3 separate regions of the Homo sapiens genome follow, and regions 1 and 3 are each linked to region 2. A link is a contact called in ENCODE Hi-C or POLR2A ChIA-PET data. All regions are on one chromosome and are shown on one strand. The core of a region is the stretch at or near the end of the contact, and the rest is flanking DNA. Distances in the headings are between cores, read along the strand shown. Region 1 overlaps GNA14 (G protein subunit alpha 14). Region 2 overlaps GNAQ (G protein subunit alpha q). Region 3 overlaps GNA14 (G protein subunit alpha 14).

Region 1 (2,957 bases), core at 329-2,828, 380 kb after region 2:
GTTATGGAATATTGAAATTTTACTTCATAATTTTTAATAGAACACATAGTGTAATTCTGGACACATTAAACACAGTATAATTCTGTAGTTGTTAAAGAGGGGTGATTTTACAGAAGTTGGAAATACTATGCTACAAAGAGTTCTCATATTTAATAATATATTTTATCTTAATCTCACTGATTTTTACAAAGCTTATAGATATCAAAGCTTATAGAGGGGTGCTTTTACAAAAGTTGGAAATACTATGCTACAAAGAGTTCTCATATTTAATAATATATTTTATCTTAATCTCACTTATTTTTACAAAGCTTGCACATCACAGTAGACACTTGAAATAGTAAGTTTTTATTATCTATAATAAGTGTATTAGTCCGTTCTCACATTGCTATAAAGACATACTGGAGACTGGGTAATTTATAAAGGAAAGAGGTTTAATTGACTCACAGGTCCACATGGCTGAGGAGGCCTCAGGAAACTTACAACCGTGGCAGAAGGGGAAGCAGGCACCTTCTTCACAGGCAGCAGCAGAAAGTGTGCGCATGTGAAGAGGGAACTGTCAAGCACTTAGGAAACCATCACATCTCATGAGAACTCACTCACTATCACGAGAACAGCATGGGAGAAACCGCCCCCATCATCCAATCACCTCCCACCAGGTCCCTCCCTTGACATGTGGGGATTACGGGAATTACAATTCAGGATGACATTTGGGTGGGGACACAGAGCCAAACCATATCAATACGTTAGCAAATATTAATTTTAACGAAAATATTAAGACAGGAGCAATTTGCTCAAGAGATCTATTGTATATCATGATGACTAAGTTAATAATAATATATAGTATATTTGAAAATTGCAGGCTGGGCGCGGTGGCTCACGCCTGTAGTCCCAGCACTTTGGGAAGCTGAGGTGGGCGGATCACTTGAGGTCAGGAGTTCAGGACCAGCCTGGCCAACATAGTGAAACCCCATCTCTACTAAAAATACAAAAATTAGCCGGGCATGGTGGTGGGCACCTGTAATCCCAGCTACTCAGGGGGACGAGGCAGGAGAATTGCTTGAACCCAGGAAGTGGAGGTTGCAGTGAACCGAGATTGCGCCACTGCACTCCAGCCTGGGGACAGAGCAAGACTGCATCTCAAAAAAAGAAAAAAGAAACAAAGGAAATTGCTAAGGGAGTAGATTTTAAGTGTTCTCACTACAAAACAATAAGCATGTGAGGTAATACAAATGTTAAACAGCTTGATTTAGCCACTCTACAATGTATACATATATCAAAACACCAAATTGTAAGCCATAAATATATACAATTTTGTCAATTAAAATATAAGTAAATAGAAATTAAAAATATAAAATTTAACCAAAATGCTTAATGATCTGACAAAGGAACAAGGACTCTAGCTTAATTGGGAAAGTCAGTCTTGAACAGAGAGCTCGGAGCCCTGCTGTCCTGGGGCATTCATAGGGCAGGAAGCACCCCCGTGGGGAGGATCTGGTGGAGACGGGGCTGCCCGCTGGGCTCTGGGTCCCAGCCAGAGGGCCTCACCACACTCGGCAGGGACTGTCACCGGCAGCCACGGATCCCTGCGTGAAACCGGCAGGGCGCCACTTCATCAGCAGCTCCTTTTACTGTTAGCCTGGGAATTTCTGAATGAAACACACATGGAGGACATCTGTTTTCCAGGTTTCCCTGTCAGAGCAGTGAATATGGTGATTTTGTTTGAGAAAGGAAAAAGAGAAAGCCAGATATGAGCTCACTTTTGAGAGCCTGGTCATGTTTCTGTATCACTGAGTTTGCTCCTATAATATTTACTCCTTTGAGAGTGATATTTTTTTCAATTAAATGAATGTGTTAGGCAATTTCAACTCATGATGTTTCTCTAGCCTAGGACTCTCCGTGAACCACAGACAGACCCATTTTATCCATCTGCCTTTTAGACATCTCCACTTAGATGCTGGCCACCTCAGACTCAGCACATGCCCCACCCAAGTCACATCTCCCCTAACCCTTGTCCTCTTCCGACTCTTTGTCCTCTCTTTCCCTGAGATGAAGCAAGCCTTAAATGCTTTCCCCACAGCGCATGAGGGTCCCTTGTGCTCAGAGTGCAGGTGCCATAGAGGTTGTTTGAACAGGCCCATCAAAGTACCCAGACACCTGTGGATGAGCTGCTTGCCAAACCAGAGAGAACTATGCACAAAACTCCACTCTTTTGGGTCATCATCATTATTATTATTTTTGAAACAGTATCTCACTCTTTCACTCAGGCCGAAGTGCGGTGGCACGATCTTGGCTCGCTGCAGCCTTGACCTCCCAGGCTCAAGCAATCCTCCCACCTCAGCCTCCTGAGTAGCTGGAACTACAGGCACAACTACCATGCCCAGATAATTTTTGTATTTTTTGTAGAGATGGGGTCTCACCATGTTGCCCAGCTGGACTTGAATTCCTAGGCTCAAGCGATCCTCCCACCTTGGCCTCCCAAAGTGGTGGGAAAACAGGCGTGAGCCACTGCACCCAGCCAACTCCACTCTTGTAATACACAGACATTGTTAAGGATCTACAGAAAGTCATTCATTTCATATTCCATAGTCCAATTAAAAACTGTATTTAAATAAAGGTAACAGGGTACTCCCTTCCTCATTCCTCCCTGTCCTTCCTAATACTTGTCCCTGGAACGTTCTCTGGGGCCTCAGCTGCCACTCTCTCCACCAGCCATCCTCATAATGTCTTGACTAAAGAACAGACCCTTGCTGGGCCATTCTCATTCAGAGGGACAAAAATGACTTCTCTGACCAAGAACTTTTCCAGATAAATGGAGACTAAAGGAATATAATCACTATATGCAACAGGTGATCCTACATTGGGCTCCAGACCAGATAAAGGACATTCCTGGAACAACTGGCAAACTTTGGATGAGGCCTGAAGATGAGTAATTTTTAATAATGAATAATAATGTTGTG
Region 2 (2,905 bases), core at 265-2,764:
TTAACATTCCAATTAACTTAGTTTTCCATTAACTTAATTTTCCATTAATTAATGTTCCTCAGATATTCTTTGAAAGTAGTCATACAGACCATACCCTAATTGTTTTGAATTTTAATGAATATGCATATCTTTAATCTCTCTTTTCAATTTTTTTAAATCAACTGTGACTTTGTATAAACTCTCTGAAGATAAACTAGTTTTTTTGGTGGTATTAATAATGCATACATACATACACACACACACACACACACACACACACACACACCCATACTAGGATAGTACAACATCATAATTATGAAGATAATAGTAGAACTTCAGAGAGTGCAAAATTTTAAATTGTACCCCAAGATTTTATAGACCTGAAGGCAGTGTTCTTTGTAATGGAATTATGTAATTATATCAATCAACATACTCTGGAAGTGTTTGATGTAGGTTTTGCCATGCTGCATCAAGCATCTGACCTACAATGTCATTGATACTGATAATTATGACATTACAGACAAACATGAAAAAGGAAAATGTTAAGCAAAGAACCAAATAGAAGAATATTTACATGGAAAATGGTAGTGGTAGGGCCAAGAAAGAGATTGAGTTCTCTGAAAAGAAAAAAAAATATATTTTAAACAATAAAGGAGGGGTATTTCCTTTACCCAAGAAGGAATCCCCATTCTATGTTAGAATGAGCAAATAAAGCCTATAGGCCAGCAAAACCAAGAGGAGAATTGTAGTTCCAGCAAATGTTTTTTGGGAAAGACAGTATAACTATAGTCATTGATTATCTTGGTGACCATAATGGAGATTAAAAATAAAAATCTAATGATAGAAGAACAAACTTAATAATGAGTTAATAAATCAGTTTGTGAAGTCTTAATGAAAGGATATGTGGCAGTTTAATAAACTTTCTTCTCTAACATTGTAATCTAGAACATTGTATTTAACATACATTCTCTATTTTTCCTTTTCATCATTGTCTTGTGTATTGTCTAACACATGAGCGATAAATATTTGTTGAAATAATTATTAATGGTACTTTTGAGATACCACAAGATTTCATAGTAATTATAATATTTTGTACTAGGCATTTTAGAAACATCTCTTTTACTTTTCCTAACAGCCCTACAACAAATTGTTCCATCTTATAGATGAAGAAACTGAGGTTCAGGAAGGTTGAGTGACTTGTCTAAAGACACAGGGCTGGTACATGACAGAGTTATTATTGATACCTGATTTGGTCTCAGGCTGTTCAAGTTCTTCCTCTTTGCTACTGTGGTTCCCAGAATTACTAATTTGAGATTCAGTAGTCTCCATCTAATGCCAAGTTTAAGAAGGACATGGAAGCTTAGTAAAGGAGAATCAGTAGATCCTTACCACTTAAAGACTCCACACAGAAGATCTTTCGTTTTCATGAGGGGCTTCAAAAGGCTGTGTCATGTAGTAATTTCTAATTTTGCTGAGCCACATGTTGAATCATAAGTGTGGAGAGGCTGTTTTATGGGAGTGAATCACTCACAATGAGAACCCAGCCAGCAGCAGTTCAGTATGACTTTGCTGTTCTTTGTCATTTATGCAGTAATGCTCAGAAAAAGATAAAACAACAACTGTCACTCTGCATATAATGCACCTGAAAGGTCAGGGTTCAGGTTCTAATGAAGTCAGAAAACGTGAAACAGTCTGATAAATACAGTTCACGTCCAAGTTTTCTGCAGGAGATTTTATGCTAAGCAGTATTTGCAAATTTGAGAACTCAGAGATCTATTATCCAGTCAGGGCCTCCAGACTGTAATTTCACATTTGAGCAAATTTAGGCTTCAGTGACTTTCCCAATGTCACAAGAATCTAGTAGGTATTTGTACCATGGTTTATATTTTTTGTACTATTTTTCCTTTTTTTTTTTTTTTTTTTGCATTTTAAATAACTAGTAGCCTTAAGTGTCTGGCTCTTCTTCGAGTATTTTATATGCATTCTGTAATTTATCCCTCTAAAATAAGTGCTATGATTACCTCCATTTAATGGATTATGAGAGGGAGGTAATTAGGAAGCAGAGGTTGAGGATGTTAAATAGCTTGTACAAGATGACAGTCAGCTAGTACTGGGTGGAAGTGGAATTACAACACCAGCAGTCTTGTCTCAGCATCCATCATTTCACTCTGTACTTCCTTTGAGCAGAAGAAAACAAAACCAAAAAGGCTGAGGGTTTTTTTTTTTTTTCCACAGTCCATTTAGGAGTTGGTGATTTTTTTCTTTAGAGTCAAGTGCCAAAAGGAAATAAGCACTTAGAAAAAAAGTAGGAAGATGTGTGCTGCAGTTCAGAATTGAGATGAAGTCTGATGCTGGCTTGCACTTTTTCTGATTTTGAGGTCTTCTGTGTGTGTTGGGCATCCCTTCAGACAGAGCAGGCCTAATAAGCTGGATATTTGTGTCTAAGAGCTTCCACAAATGTGGAAGTTACCATTTGGCTTTCTACTTCTGGGTAGGTGTGACATTCCAGTCTAAAGCCGCCTTCAGCTGTTAATGAGATTTTGAAAATCCTTCCAAAGTGACTATGAGGTCTTTTTCATTTCACCTAAAGGCTTGGCCTGCTGTGGGCTGGGTAAGACCCACTTTGGTAGGACCTCAGTTCCTCCTTCCCTTTGCAGAAGCAAACATGGAAACATCAACACATCGAAGATTTACCTGAATTTTATGACGACTGAATCTGAAAACAAGACATTACCACATTGGCACATCTTGCGGTTTCCATGTGGTCTTTCCCTAGAATTCTGCCAGAGTTCCTGAGAGTAGCTACTTAGTTCTCACAATGTTCCCTCTAAGCCTTGCCACCAGCTTGCTAAGAATTCTGAAAGCTAGCATTCATCATTATTTCCACCCAGTATATTTTAACTGTAACTTAAAATGAAATAGAATT
Region 3 (3,106 bases), core at 510-3,009, 340 kb after region 2:
ACCAACATGGCACATATATAAATATGTAAAAACCCTGCACATTATGCATATGTACCCTAAAACTTAAAGTTTAAAAAAAAAAAAGACACCTTTAAAAAGGTCTCTCATTCTGTTTTCTGTGTTCTTGCTTTCTAAACTCCCATCAGATCGCTATTACACTGCCTGGATAGTTCTTTAATTTTCTTATTATTTTATTTCAATTTCTGCATTTTTCTCTTTTTATTCTGTTGAAGGAATTTCTTCAATTTTCCTCACCTGTCTTTTGAACTTTTAAAATGTTCTCTTTGTTCTCCAATTCTTCCTTTTTTATGGGACTCTGTTCTTGTTTCCAAGATTTTTCTCTGATTCTTGGAGATAATAATTATAAGTTTTATAACATTCTTCTTCTGTTTTCTACAGTGTCACTGCTTCCCTCAAATAGCTTCATTTTCTTCGTATCTTCCTTTCTGTTTTATTTTGGAGAATGTCTTTAACTGCCTGCTAACTTTGACTGTTCCTTCTTTCTTAGAAGCAAGGCACTATAAAAGAGGATAGGAAGTTCTGTGCTATGGGTGGGTGATTAGATGGTGGCCTATTATGAGACTTCAAATGCCTGTAATTATTAGTTAGGCTTTTTCTCCTGAGCAGGTCTGTTTTTGAGGAATGTTCTGATTTCAACTCTGGCTGCCATATTCTCAGCAGGGGAATGGGGCTGGAGGGCTCAGGATTCAGTACATGGACTTTTACTTAACATATCTGTTTTCTTTCTTTTTTTCCTTTTCTTTTTCTGAGACATGATCTTGCTGTGTCACCCAGGCTGGAATGCAGTTGCAGGATCTCAGTTCACTGCAACCTCTGCCTTCTGGGCTCAAGCAATCCTCCCACCACAGCCTCCTGAGTACTGGTGCACGCCAGCACACCCGGCTAATTTTTGTATTTTTAGTAGAGACAGGGTTTCGCCATGTTGCCTCGGCTCGTCTCGAGCTCCTGGCCTCAAGCAATCCACCTGCCTCAGCCTCCGAAAGTGCTGGGATTACACGTGAGAGCTACCGTGCCTGGCCCATACCTGGTTTCAAAATGCACCTTCCTCCTTAAACTATACTTGGTGCCTGTATGTCTTCTGGCTGAGGGAGCAAATTACAGAATCCTGACAAGGTGGAATGATTGTGAAGGGTGGAAACTCAGCTGTTACTCATGCAGTCTTTCCCTGAGCCAACCCCACTGCCTTGAGGAACACCACCACCTTTCTAAATGGTGGGCCTTTAACCCAGAAGGAGCCTTGAAATGTTCCCAGGTATGAACCCACTGACTTCTTTTGGGTTTCTCCCCAAGAGATACAAGGTTTCAGCTTTCTCTCCTGTTAAGTGCTATGTACTCACTCATCTGCATCTCTTTTCCATTTTCTCAAATTTTCTTGTTACTCCTCCACAATAGTTCCAATTCATTTTATCCTTTTCAGTTTATAGGACTTGCCTTTAAACAAACAAACTACTATCCTATCATTTTATTAAGCCTTCAGGAGAGAGCATATGTGTTGAAGTCACCAGTTGTAAGAGGCAGTATGGCCCTTATTCTTTTCACACTGCCTCCCTGACACAGATAATCTTCAATTATACAGCAAATGTTTCTATATGTGGACCCTCTACACTCCTGTGTGGGAGCTTTACGATTCTGTGTGTGAACTGGTATTCTGATTTTGTTCATTCAGAAGACAACAATGAGCCAGCTGCTCTGCTGTGCTCTGTGGCCTCCCCAGAGATGAAGATGTCATTTCCTGCTCTCAGGGCGCCTCCCCCTCATTACCTAGAGATGGCGATGCTGGGTTTTCAGTACTCTGATATTCTGTGCTATTTTAACGTACCAAGAGAGGCAATCTTGTTGGTGTGATTTTGTCATTTCAGTATTTTAGAAAATCTAAAATCTGAATCATTTCCCCAGGAAGTTGGGTGCTACTTTAAGGACTAGATTCTTTCATTTCTAAAGCATTCTGACCACATCCCTCCCCTGTTTAAACCCATCTAAGCTAAGTTATTGTTGTTGTTTGAATTCCAATTTCCCAAATTACTTATAATGCAGAGCATCTCTTTTTGCATTTCTTAGTCACATGTATTTCTGCCAAGCCAATTTAGTCATCAGAAGTCTAAGCTCAAGGGCACACTTAGGCCTGCTCCTGCTGTGTCCTACCTACTGAGGTGACAATTTTAGGGGGCTAAGGGGATATGCCCACCATGCCTGCATCCCTCTATCTTTGGGTACCCCAGAACCCCAACACCCCAACCCACAGCATCGAGCAGCTTCTAGAGCCCACGTAGGTCTCCTTTCCAGATATGTCTGTTGAACAAGGGCAGCATATGCTCTCCTAGGTGCACGGGGTTTGTGCAGAGACCCAAGAATGCATGTCCGGTCCCCTTAAATTTTGTGCCCTAGATGATTGCTTATCTCAACCTGATCTTTCCCTGGGAGGATGCTCTAGAAAGAACGAAGAGGAGTGGTGAGATTTAGAGGAGAGGGGAGCAAGGAGGGAAGGAAGGGTCCATGCTCAGTTCTCAGACCCTCCTCTGGAGCCAGACCACTTACTGCCTTCACAGCCAGATTCCCCCAGCTCTCTCTACTGTTTTACCGAAGGACCAGAGCCATTCTCCTAGGGCCTAAGCCCCACATTCATCCCCAGGATACATTTTAGGTAATGTACAATAACTACTCAAGGACAGGTGTTGTCATTTTGCTTTAATGTCACAAGCCCTGTCATCCAACTAAGCCTTTTCAAGTTCTGATCCTAGTGACCATGTTTTCTTAACCATAGCAACTATTTCTGCTTGTCATTATATACCCACAGCCTGACTGTGGGCGTAGGTGATTACCAGTTGAACAAATTCCCTTGTATAGCCACACTGGAGAAGAGGGTTTATATCAATAGTTTGTCTTCCATGTCAGACCTGTTCTCATTGTGGCATTCCATTATTATGTGAATTTCCATCACTGAGTGACGGAAGCAATATAGATGAGTTGTCTCTTCATTGCCTCTGGGCTTGTTTCAACACAAACAGCTGCCAGCCAACTTGGGTGTGGATCACAAAATTTTATGTCCCCCATAAAAGAAACACTGGACCCATTAAGCCATCATGCT

The links. A loop is a pair of places that touch in the nucleus more often than their neighbours do. ChIA-PET counts read pairs that join two places held with the same protein, here RNA polymerase II (POLR2A). Pooled maps may share reads with other maps.
Region 1: a map of prostate gland shows a loop between it and region 2 (2.7-fold over the local background). The contact joins two enhancer-like sites. A Hi-C loop is called at or near these places in 2 of 168 maps with a recorded cell type or tissue (heart left ventricle and prostate gland) and 3 of 50 pooled maps. POLR2A ChIA-PET finds 5 or more read pairs at or near these places in 1 of 52 experiments (activated CD8-positive, alpha-beta memory T cell).
Region 3: a pooled map shows a loop between it and region 2 (5-fold over the local background). The contact joins two enhancer-like sites. A Hi-C loop is called at or near these places in 6 of 50 pooled maps. POLR2A ChIA-PET finds 5 or more read pairs at or near these places in 2 of 52 experiments (activated CD8-positive, alpha-beta memory T cell and activated T-cell).

What each region holds. Positions count from the first base shown.
Region 1 is chr9:77,438,917-77,441,873 of GRCh38, reverse strand. The region is part of intron 2 of GNA14 (G protein subunit alpha 14); the gene reads left to right. Among named protein-coding and RNA genes, the nearest start is that of GNA14-AS1, 7.3 kb to the left of the region's middle. Within about 2 kb of position 1,578, at least 4 of the 41 ENCODE cell types and tissues checked have a DNase peak (open chromatin) inside an H3K27ac peak, as active enhancers do.
Region 2 is chr9:77,819,085-77,821,989 of GRCh38, reverse strand. The region is part of intron 2 of GNAQ (G protein subunit alpha q); the gene reads left to right. Among named protein-coding and RNA genes, the nearest start is that of GNA14, 170 kb to the right of the region's middle. Within about 2 kb of position 1,514, at least 4 of the 41 ENCODE cell types and tissues checked have a DNase peak (open chromatin) inside an H3K27ac peak, as active enhancers do.
Region 3 is chr9:77,475,009-77,478,114 of GRCh38, reverse strand. All of the region lies in intron 2 of GNA14 (G protein subunit alpha 14), which reads left to right. The region is part of intron 2 of GNA14-AS1 (GNA14 antisense RNA 1); the gene reads right to left. Among named protein-coding and RNA genes, the nearest start is that of GNA14-AS1, 29 kb to the right of the region's middle. Within about 2 kb of position 1,759, at least 4 of the 41 ENCODE cell types and tissues checked have a DNase peak (open chromatin) inside an H3K27ac peak, as active enhancers do.